Linked DNA regions of Mus musculus: region 2 is linked to region 1. A link is a loop called in an ENCODE intact Hi-C map of the cell type or tissue named here. Cell type or tissue: left cerebral cortex. All regions are shown on one strand. Each heading gives the region's core, and the rest is flanking DNA. Links, peaks and the distances in the headings are about the cores only. Region 1 overlaps Iqck (IQ motif containing K). Region 2 overlaps Gprc5b (G protein-coupled receptor, family C, group 5, member B).

The links. Peaks named below come from ENCODE experiments on the same cell type or tissue, not always from the same donor. Only the 100,000 strongest peaks of a DNase experiment are listed, where the experiment ranks them.
Region 2: a loop joins it to region 1, with 1.9 times the contacts of the local background. A loop is called at or near these places in 3 of 42 quality-filtered maps.

The regions. Positions count from the first base shown.
Region 1 is chr7:118,921,726-118,929,792 of GRCm38, reverse strand. All of the region lies in intron 7 of Iqck (IQ motif containing K), which reads right to left. Among named protein-coding and RNA genes, the nearest start is that of Gm39076, 59 kb to the left of the region's middle. In left cerebral cortex, for the core only: no CTCF peak of the experiment used is centred there; DNase peaks (open chromatin) are centred at 3,124 and 3,484.
Region 2 is chr7:118,975,291-118,977,790 of GRCm38, reverse strand. Gprc5b (G protein-coupled receptor, family C, group 5, member B) reads left to right here. Exons shown (of 4, transcript NM_022420.2): 3 at 1,121-1,278. Among named protein-coding and RNA genes, the nearest start is that of Gm39076, 8.5 kb to the left of the region's middle. In left cerebral cortex, for the core only: no CTCF peak of the experiment used is centred there; DNase peaks (open chromatin) are centred at 310 and 1,074; H3K4me3 peaks cover 297 bases; H3K27ac peaks cover 1,917 bases.

The sequences.
Region 1 (8,067 bases), core at 2,281-4,780:
ACGTCACCGTGTGCTCTGCCAAGGACCCTGTCAGCCAGCCCGTTCTGAGCCCTTCCCTCCCGTCCCCACTTAGCTGACATTTGCTAACACAAGACCTGTGAGCACTCTTTTAGGAGTTATGTGCACACTATTAATTCTCAGAAGAAATCTCTGAGGTGGGCAGTATTTCCACCCTTTTCAAAGAGGAAATTGAGCCTCAGTCAAGCAAATAGTGCCCCGAAATTGGTATGTATTATAGCCCAGAATTTGAACCCCAGGCAACTATGAAAACCTGCTCTGGTGTTGCCATTCTACTCCTGACTGAAGCAGCAGCTTCAGGGTTGTTCTAATGTACGGTCAGGTTTGAAAGCCAGAGATTCCTCTGTCAGGGTTCTCAAAGAGTGTTCCCCAGGTTGCCAGCACTCCTAGTGCCCAAGGACCTGTTTGAAATGCAAGTTCTCAGGACCCACTCAGCCCTCCCGACTCTGGGGGAAGGGCCCTGATGCAGGTTAAAGACAGAGAACCGCGTGCAGTGATGTGGGTGTATATATATAACACAAGCACTCGGGAAGCTGAGGCAGAGGGTTGTGGGTTTGAGGACAGCCTGAGCTGTCTCCAAATACGTAAGTAAATATCAAGAGCCAGAGCTCGGGAGAGACCACTTGCCCAGCATGTGTGAGGCTCTGGGGACGGGGTGGGGAGCCACCACACTGTGCCCTTGGTGAGTCACGTGCATTCTTGTCTAGAAAAACCCACTGTCACTCAAAGTTTAACTGATGGATGCAGAGCTGGAGCTGCAGCTCAGCTGGTAGAATGCCTGATTAGCACAAATAAAGTGCTGCATTCCTGGGTTTGATCCCCAGCTCCGCATAAGCCAGGAGTGTTGCCATACTGTAATCCAAACTCAGAAGGTAGAGACAGGAAGGTCAAGAAGTTTAAACCCATCCTTGGCTACGTAGCAAGTTCAGAGGCTATCCTTGGCTACAGGAACCCCACCTCTGTGCCCCCCCCCCCCACACACATATGGGAGTCTATCCCCTGTCAGTGAATCTGGCCAACCTCATGATTTGCTCTGACCAATAGAAGGGAGCAGAAGTACTGCTAAGAGAACTCCATAATCTAAGGCTGAAGAAAGCTTGAAGCTTCTAGATTTGCCTCCTCATGTTATTTCTACATTTAAGGAGGCTCTTCTTTCAACTTACACCATGTTGAAAAGCCACATGGAAAAGAAATGCCAACCACCAGTGCCACCTGCCAGACATGTGAAAAAGAGCAGCTTGGCCCTCCCCTCTGTACGTAGTCACCTGCTAATCTGGGCACACAGGGAGCCAGCACAGTAGCCACCCAGCTCACACACAGACTCCTGAGAAACAGTCAAGCACTATGGACTTCTTCTTTAACATTACTATTGTTTTCTTGTTGTTACAGTACAGCGCGTGTGTATGCATGCACTGCAGTGCACTGTGGAGGTCAGAGGGCAATTCTGTGCAGCTGATTCTCTCCTGGACCTTTTAGAAGGATGCTCTTACCCACTGAGTCATCTCCCTAGGCCAAGTCTACAGATTCAAACCACCAAGTATTCTCATGGGTTGCTATCACCAAAGAGACTCAACCACAGCAGTGAAAGTGACCCGTGCACTTTTTACCTTTACAGACAAGTGCTCCAGAGGAGTGGAGAAGGGCAGCTACTGGGATGCCAAGCAGGATGGCAGGCATCTCACCTCTGCTCTCTGCTTGCCAAGCTTCCCAGTCAGACCCAGTACAATCTTCCGCCATCTCCATATAGGGTTATTCAACTTTTTTGACATCAGAAAGTGACACTGAGGTTTATAAATGTGATGGTCCTGCATTCACAGCTCTCTGGGTACACAGGGCCCTCAGGCTGCATTCACAGCGCTCTGGGTACACACGGCCCTTAGGCTGCATTCACAGCTTTCTGGGTACACACGGCCCTTAGGCTGTATTCACAGCTCTCTGGGTACACACGGCCCTTAGGCTGTATTCACAGCTCTCTGGGTACACACGGCCCTTAGGCCGTAAGCTAGGCATGTCTGAAAGCTGAAAGGTCTTTATTGTTAGCTTGTTGTTTGTCTTGAGACAGGTTCTTATTCTGTAGTAGCCCAGGCTAGAGTCTATCTCCTGATACTCCTGCCTCAGACTCTTGAGAGTTGAAATTAAGGCTTAGCACTGCCACCAACAGCTAAAAAGTTAAAATAATTTTGAGATATATTCTCATGTAGCCTAGGCTGGCCTTGAACTCACTATGAAGCCAAGAGTGGACTTAAATTTATGATCCTGCGGCCTCCATCTCCCAAATGTTGGGGTTGCATATCCATGCCACCATGTCCTTGTTTGAGGTCGTTCTGGCTATTGAAGCTGGGGCATCATGCATGGGAAGCAAGCACTATACCAACTAGGCTACACCCAGAGCCCTTGAAGAAATCCCTGACAACATTAAACAAGAGGTGTCATCATGTTACACTCTGCCCTGTAGATGATCTGGCCAGTCCTCCTCTGATTTTTCTTGTTTATTCTCCACTTCAAACCTAGGAACTGGAATTCAGTATTATTGCTAGACACAGTTCGTAGACGAGGAAAGTGAGGGTTAAGGAAGTTCATTGCCAATTCAAGGCTATGGGGCAAAGGAGATAGAATGGCATTAGGTTTATGCCAACCTACTCCACTGATGGCAACGCTCGCCCACTGCACTGATGGTATTACCAACCCACTCCACTGATGGAATGCCAGCCCACTGCACTGATGGCAAGGCCAACCCACTGCACTGATGGCAAGGCCAACCCACTGCACTGATGGCAAGGCCAACCCACCACATTGGCTGGTAGGCAAATCCTAGGTCATCTAGGATTCATCTCATACTGGAGTATGTCCTACTAGGCAAACAAGACAGAAAGGAGTTGCTTACAGCTTGCCAAGATGACAAGCTTTGGGGTACTTATACATGAAAACGTACCTGTAGTTTTATTTAAATAACTGAAGAAACTGGTGAGGGAAGGGGGAGGGAGAACCTAGCCTGAGACCTGATCCCAGAGCAGGCCAAGGCCCCTATTTATAGTGCTGTGGCCTACTTCAGCCTGCTGAGTGGCCAGACATTGCCCCAAGAAGGAGGCCTGAATGGGGACCACGGCAACTGGGTGCCTTCTTTCTGGGGCACCAGAGTCCTGCTGGGCACAGGCAGAAGTTTCTAGCCTGATCAAAAGAATGTTTTGAAAAATAACAGGGTTTCTCAGGCAGGAAAAAAAAAAATCCAACAAAAAACAAAGAACAGAAACCAAGAACTTAAGGACTACCACCAAGAAACAAACAAGCGGGAATATATTCTTATAGGGGTAAATGGACTTTCAACAGAGCTACACCCTCACAGCTAACAGGAGAGGACTGGGGTGAGAGATGGGGATGCAAAGCGGGGGGGGGGGGGGGGGGCAGGAGCACAATTGTCGGTCCTGTTTTTCAGGAGTGGAAAGGGAAACCAAATAATTAAAATAATGACAAGGCTGGCAAGCCAAGAAGCAAACCTCTGTACCCAAGCTGTTCCTTCTGCGTTAAGAAGCAGATTCTCTTTGTGCTGGGAATGATAATGTTGTCCTCTAATCCCGATGCTTGGGAGGCATGGAAAGGAGGTCTGCAAGTTCAAGGCCAGCTTTGACCACATGCTGAGCACAGTCTCAAAAAATAAAACTACAGAGCTGGGGGGAGGGGCTCCCTAAAAGATCTATAAGCAGTCAGTGGTGGCTGGGGAGAGAAAAACATTTACTTCAGTAGTGTGGCCACTGGTAGGTAAGGTGTTTATGCTCCTGTAAGCAGCCCTTATGGAACTCACAGGATCACATGAGGGGGGTGGGGAGGGGAAAGTCTAAGGGGCAGAGGTGGGACAAGAAGAGGAATCAGATGGGAGGGGACAAGAGTGTGATGGGTCATGAGTGGGAGCAAAATACTTTATAAACATGTATTAAAATGTCATGGAGACAGCCGTTATATATATAACAATAATTATGTAACAGAAAACCATAGAGGTCACTTTGGATTCAAGAGGTCTGGAGTGGTGCTTAAGGCTCCCTGCCTTTCGACCAGTCCCAGGTAAAGACATCACTGGCAAAGACCACAAGCTGATATCAAGAACACAACAGCATCACATGGCTTCTCCCTTTCTCCCACAGAAATAATCGTGGGCACTATGAGGTGGTTGCTGCTGCTGTTGCTGCTGTTGTTCTTCTTATATGTTTTTCAAGACAGGGTTTTTCTTTGTGTGTGTGTGTAGCCCTGGCTGGCCTAGAACTCACTCTGTAGACCAGGCTGGCATCAAGTTCAAGAGATCTGCTTGCCTCCTGAGTGCTAGGATTAAAGGCATGTGTCACCACTGCCAAGATTCAAAGGTATTTCTGTAGAACTATAAGGGTCACACATACCTTCTGTGGTTTAATATGGGAAAGGTCTCTGTAGAAATATGGATCCTAGGAGGTGTGGGCTGGGAAGATGGCTCAAATGGTAAGAACCCCAGTTCCATTCGAAGCACTTATGCCCCCCATGCTGGAGAGGCAGAGACAAGAGGGTCTCTGAGTTTTCAGGGCAGCCAGTGTGAACTAGCCAGCCTAGCCTGTGTGGCTAGTTCCAGGTCAGTGAGAAATCATGTCTTAAAATACATGGTGGATGCTGCCTGGGAAATGACACTTGTGAAACAGGCCTCTACATGGATGCACATCACGACCATGTACACAGCACATATGCAAACCCTGGAGACCAGGGATTTGGGGAGCCACTGCATCTGGAGGCTGCCACTCTCCTCAAGAAGTCAGTGAGATTATGGGACCCCTTCCCCAAATCATAAAACCCCAAGTTCTGTCAGCCTATCGACAGTTGGTACTAGGGCTCTGTTCTTTGAATAATTCTTCATTACCTGGGTCACGTGTCCTGGCTCACTCACATAACCTACACTGACCTTCAAATACATCTAGCACCTTCCACCTCTTTGTGCTTCAAGCTTGCTTTGGGTCTCTGCTCAAACTACAGCCTCTCAGAATGGCCTCCTCAACCATCCTGTGACCTGCAGGAGTCACCTCCCTTGTTCTCTGGTCCTTTCATTTGCTCTCTTCTGTCTTGTGGTACTTATTTGCAGCAGGGTAACTACTCAGCAGGGTTATGATTGCCTCTTAGCTGTTAGGTTTGGCCTTGAGATGAGCCTAGGCCCTGAGAGCCTTGGTACCTTAGTCTTAATTACTAATGCTGCAATGGAGCACCATGACCAGAGCGAGTCGGGGAGGAAAGGGTTTATCTGGCTTTCACTTCCACACCACTGTTGATTATCGAAGGGAGTCTGGACAAGAAGTCAAGCAGTGCTGAGAACCTGGAAGCAGGAGCTGATGCAGAGGGCATGGAGGGATGCTGCTTACCAGCTTGCTCAGTCACCTTTCTTAATAAACCCAGGGTCACCAGCCCAAGGATGTCCCCACCCACAATGGGCTGGGCCCTCCCCTATTAATAACTAATTAAGAAAATGATTTATAGCTGATCTTAGGGAGACATTTAGCTCAATTGAGGTTCCTTCCTTTCAGATGATGCTAGCTTATATCAAGTTGACATAAAGCTAGCCAGATCACATGGTGCATGTTTTGTTCATCCGCTCTGAGGCTTGCAAACTCTGCTCTGAAAAGCACATGCCCCTGGCAAACTGCTGATCTCAGAAGGCTCTAGAACAAACCTGAATAGAACATAATCTCTAGAGCTTATGCTGCAGTCTAAATTCGTTGTAATCTGCCTGATTACCACACGTGTGAGATGAACCTCACACTGTAGGCTGGTGGGGTGGGGTGGGGCGGTTTATTAAGTGATATTATTTTGACAATAGTTGATAAATTTTTGGAGTGGGGAGGTCAGGGTGCTAATAGTGAAACCCATGGCATTGAGCATACTAGACATGTGCACTATCATTGAACTATACCCCAAGCATGCATCTCTACTGTATTTCGTGTGTGTGTGTATGAGTGTGTGTGTGTGTTTGTGTGTTCATGCACATATATGTGCACTTGTATACAGAGTCGAGTCGAGAGGACAACCTCCTGGGTTCTTGTTTTGATTTTTGTTTGTTTGGTTGGTTGGTTGGTTTTGGTTTTTCAAGACAGGGTTTCTCTGTGTAGCTCTGGCTGTCCTGGAACTTACTTTGTAGACCAGGCTGGCCTCGAACTCAGAAATCTGCCTGCCTCTGCCTCCCGAGTGCTGGGATTAAAGGCGTGCACCACCACGCCCGGCTTGATTTTTGTTTTATGTTTGTTTGCTTGCTTTTTGAGTCAGAATCTCTCCCTGTCTTGGAACTCATTCAAGCAGGATACAGAGGGTGACCAGAGAGAGAGCCCATCTATCTGTCTCCACTTCCTGAGTGCTAAGGTTACAAGTCGGGGTCTCACCAGCCCCAGCCCTTTTGCCACATGTTTTATGGATTGAGCGTAGATCCTCATGCATGCACAATAATGACTTTACTAAGCTATTACCCCAGCACCTTTCTCCCTTGTTAAAGTCAGGCTGTGTTGTGTCTTAGGCTGTCCTGGAACTCCCCAAGTAGCTGAGGATAACCTTCAAAGTGCTAGGATTCATGGCATGGCCCTTAACTCTCAGTAAGCCCCTGGTCTCACTCTTCCAAGTGCTGGGATTACAAGTATACACCACTACACAAGGTTCATTTCTTCATACTCTATTACCTACTTGTTTGCACTGATTGACAACCTAGTGCAAGAATGCAAGCAGGGATCTTGCCTTATTTCCCAAAGGACACGTAGTGTTTAAAGCACAGCTGCCTCCCTACTAAGGATGGTTATTAGTGAATGAAGCATCTAACTGTAGAGTCTGCTTGCTAAACTGCTCTGCTGTACCAGTTTCAATTAGTTGGAAAAATTAAATGTAGAGCAGCTTCAAATAACCTCAAAGCAATTATAAAATAAAAAACAATAGTCTTAAATAGGTATTCTAGGCATCACACAGCCAACTGGCCAGATAAGTGTGACTCACACAAAGCTGTTTCCTACCACCCCTGAGTCAGCTGCTATCTGCCCTCACCTGGGCCCCTGCATGAGAACGGAAGTGCTGTTTTTGTGACATGGGTTCACCTAGCTATGTTACTGTCCCCAGAGGAAAGAAGAGGGAGAGAAGCTGAAAAGCAACACAAAGGGAGGAAATGCGCCAGGCCCTCCCTAATGCAGCTGCACCAGGGACACCCTCTCTAGAAGGGAAGGAAGCTCCAGAAAGCCCCAAAGCAGACCGGAAATATAGAGAAGTCAGGCAACCAAGAGAAGGCAGGAGGAGGGCTGGAATGTGGCTCAGTAGGCAGAGCACTGCTCTAGCATGCATAAAATCAGGGGTTCAATTCCCAGCACAGTATAAATGAGGCGGGCAATTAAGGGGTGGAGGTGGATGATCAAGAGTTCTAGGCCAGCCTGAGCTGTCAAGTAAAACCCTGATTCAATCAACAAAAAACATGGTTCAGATCAGATGTGCTCTGCTATGTAAAGGTACCTCTGGACTGAACGAAGAGGCAGGCTGCAAGTGTCTAGAATGAGCACATACATACTCAGGTAAAGAAGTACAACTTTTAAATGTGTTTGCATGAGTGTGTGTGTGTGTGTGTGTGTGTGTGTGTGTGTGTGTGTGTGTGTAGTTTGTGTTTGCATGTTGAGGAAGGTGGGCACAGAACCCACACGAGGAGGTAAGAGGACAACTTTGGGAACTGGTTCTCCTTCCACTGTGGATTCCAGGCTTGCAGCACAAGTGTTTTTTGTTTGTTTGTTTGCTTTTGTTTTTGTTTTTTAACTTATAAACAGCAGAATTACATATGTGAATGTTCACATGAGCAAAGATAGAAAAGATACACCTAGAAGTGTGTTTATTGTCCAGGAACAGTGATGTTCACATTTTGTGTGTGTGTGCATATATGTAGGTGTGAAGACCAGCCAGAAGACAACATCAGGTATCTTTCTCCATCAATGTCCACCCATCTCACTGAACCTGGAACTCATGGGTTTGGTCAGGCTGGCCAGAGAGCTCCACATCCCTAGCTTTGGGATTGCATGTATGTATGCGTTATGT
Region 2 (2,500 bases), core at 1-2,500, 50 kb before region 1:
TCTCTTAAAAGTACAGAAACCGAGGCCTGGGGAGACAGCTCAGTTGGTAAAGTGCTTGTTGTTCAAGCATGAGGACCGGCGTTTTATCCCCAGAACCAGTGTGATGCTCACTTGTGAGTCTGGAGCTGGGAGGCAGAGACTGGTGGGTCCCTGAGATTCCCTGTCCAGCCAGCCTAGGCAGTGAGGCACCGTCTAGAACCAAGGGAGGGGCTGCAGAGCTGTTAAGAGGATTGATGTTCTTCTGAGGATCTGAGTTCGTTCCCAGTATCCACATCGGGCAGCTTGGCAGCTCCAACACCCTTTTTTGGCTTCTGCATCTGCGCGTGCGCACACACACTCTCAGAGAGACAGAGACAATAGACACACACAGACAGACATGCGGGCGGATAGGTGTGCACACACACACACCATGACACAGAGTACACTAAATAGCTCCATGTGGACCCCAACATTTGGCATGCAGCAACAGGAGGACCAGGAATCTAACTAGGGCCAGTGTGGCCGACCTTAGATGGTGTCTTTAAAAGGACAGTAACTCAGAACACCTGTGCCTACGTTCAGAGGTAGAGTGTTCACCCATTTGGCCATCATTGCTTCGGACCTTCTATTACTCTTTTGGGAATAACCCAAACAAGAGAGTAATTTTCCAGTGTTGACAGTCACTGTCCTGTACATGCAGTCGCCAGCTCTGCAGCATCCAGAAATAGTGGTGGCTTTTGACTGATATGGTAAATACAGACCTGTACTGTTCTACAGTGAGGTAAAGACTCTTATCCAAAGAGTCCTGACAGCCCAGAGGTGACTGTCACCCAGCCTGGCTGTAGCTGTTTGGGGAGAGCAGGACTTCAGAAAGTTCCCAACCCTTCTGAAGCTGGATCAGTCTCCTAGAGAACTGAGAACAAAGCCCCTTTGTGACTTTTGTTTTGAATCAGGCTTGTGACAAAGGGGAGGAGCCACTGTGGTGGGTGGATAGAGGTACCCAGAGGGGAGGAGCTGGTTGCTTCAGAAAAACAAAATTCTCTTCCTTCCTCTCTCCCTCCCCCTTATCCCTCTGTTCCCCTCCCCCATCCTCTCCCCCACACTCTCACTGGTGTTGTCATCCCGGGAACTCCGTCCTCAGCTCTCCGATCAGCAGTGGGCTTTTCCAATGGAAGCTTGGAGCAAAGATCTAGCAGCCTGGGAAAGAAGCCCAGCAGCTTGGGAAACCGGCCCAGTGCACCGTTCAGAAGCAATGTGTATCAGCCGACCGAGATGGCCGTCGTGCTCAATGGAGGGACTGTAAGTATCAAAATCTGATGTCTGGGCAGGAGGCCTGAGCGCGTCCGTCCCGTGTGGGGCAGCTTCAGCTGGGTACACCTGGAGGCTGCTTCTCTGGGCTGCTCACTGCAGCTCCATGCATGCACGCCTTCCATTTTTTGTCTGTCCCCCTTGTCATAAGGAAAACTCACCCATACTCAGAAAGCCATCTATAGATGCCTACCTACTGCTCGAGGCTCTTCACCTGATGAATTTTCCTCCATAAGCACAGCTCCCCCAACCCTGTCCCAGAAAGGTGACTCTAAGGAAAAGATTTCTGTGAGGGTGCTCTCAGCCTTGCTAACATCCATCAGGAGGCTCAAGCCCCCTGGTCCCTACTCCATCCAGAACCTACCCCCACCACCACCACCAAGCTGGGTACCAGGTCCCCCTTCCCTAAGGGAAGTTGAAGTTGAGTCCCTCACACACCAAAGCAGCTGTACTTATCTGTCGCCAAACAGGCCTGCAGCAGAAAGTGTTACCTTTGGCTTTTTGCCTCCGTTGGAATGACTTTGCTTCATTCCAGCAAAATCCAAAGAGGCTCTCATTCCTACATCCACCTTCCAGACATAGCTCTGTGCTTCTCAGAAACAATGCATGAGCCGGTTCACATGTACACATTTGATTTTCATTCTTTATTTTGTGCCAATTCCATAAATCAATCTGGCTTTTTTTTTTTTTTTAATAGACCATCAGGGATGGTCTTTGATCCCTGGAGGAAAGGAAGGGAATTTTGGTTTTTCTGCCCTGTGAAGGAAGGCCCTGCTAGGCTCTGATTCACTTTGCTTTGATCAAGCTATAAGACAAATAGAAACAAACAAGCTATAAGACAAATAGAAACACAGATTTGTGTTCTTAAATCTTCCTATCACCTCCTGGGCTGTTTCTTTGTCCTGGGGCCAAGAAAAGCCTGACTTGACTTGTGACCACTGATCTCCAGAGGGGTCAGCCCATGTGCCGTAATCAACACAGCCTGTCCGTCATTCCTAAGTCCTCCTGGTTCCTTCAAGGCCAGTGTAGGGAAGAGGACAGAGGCCTGACCAAGTGATGCTCTAGGGACTCAGGGTGAAGCTCAGTGTTAGGACACATGCCTAGCCTGCCCAAGGGGTCCCCCTCTCTTCAAAGTACTGAGTTTCTGAGCGAGTTGGATGTCCCGTCAGGTGGGGGACATGACCCTCCAGTACATTTCTGGGAGGACACAGCC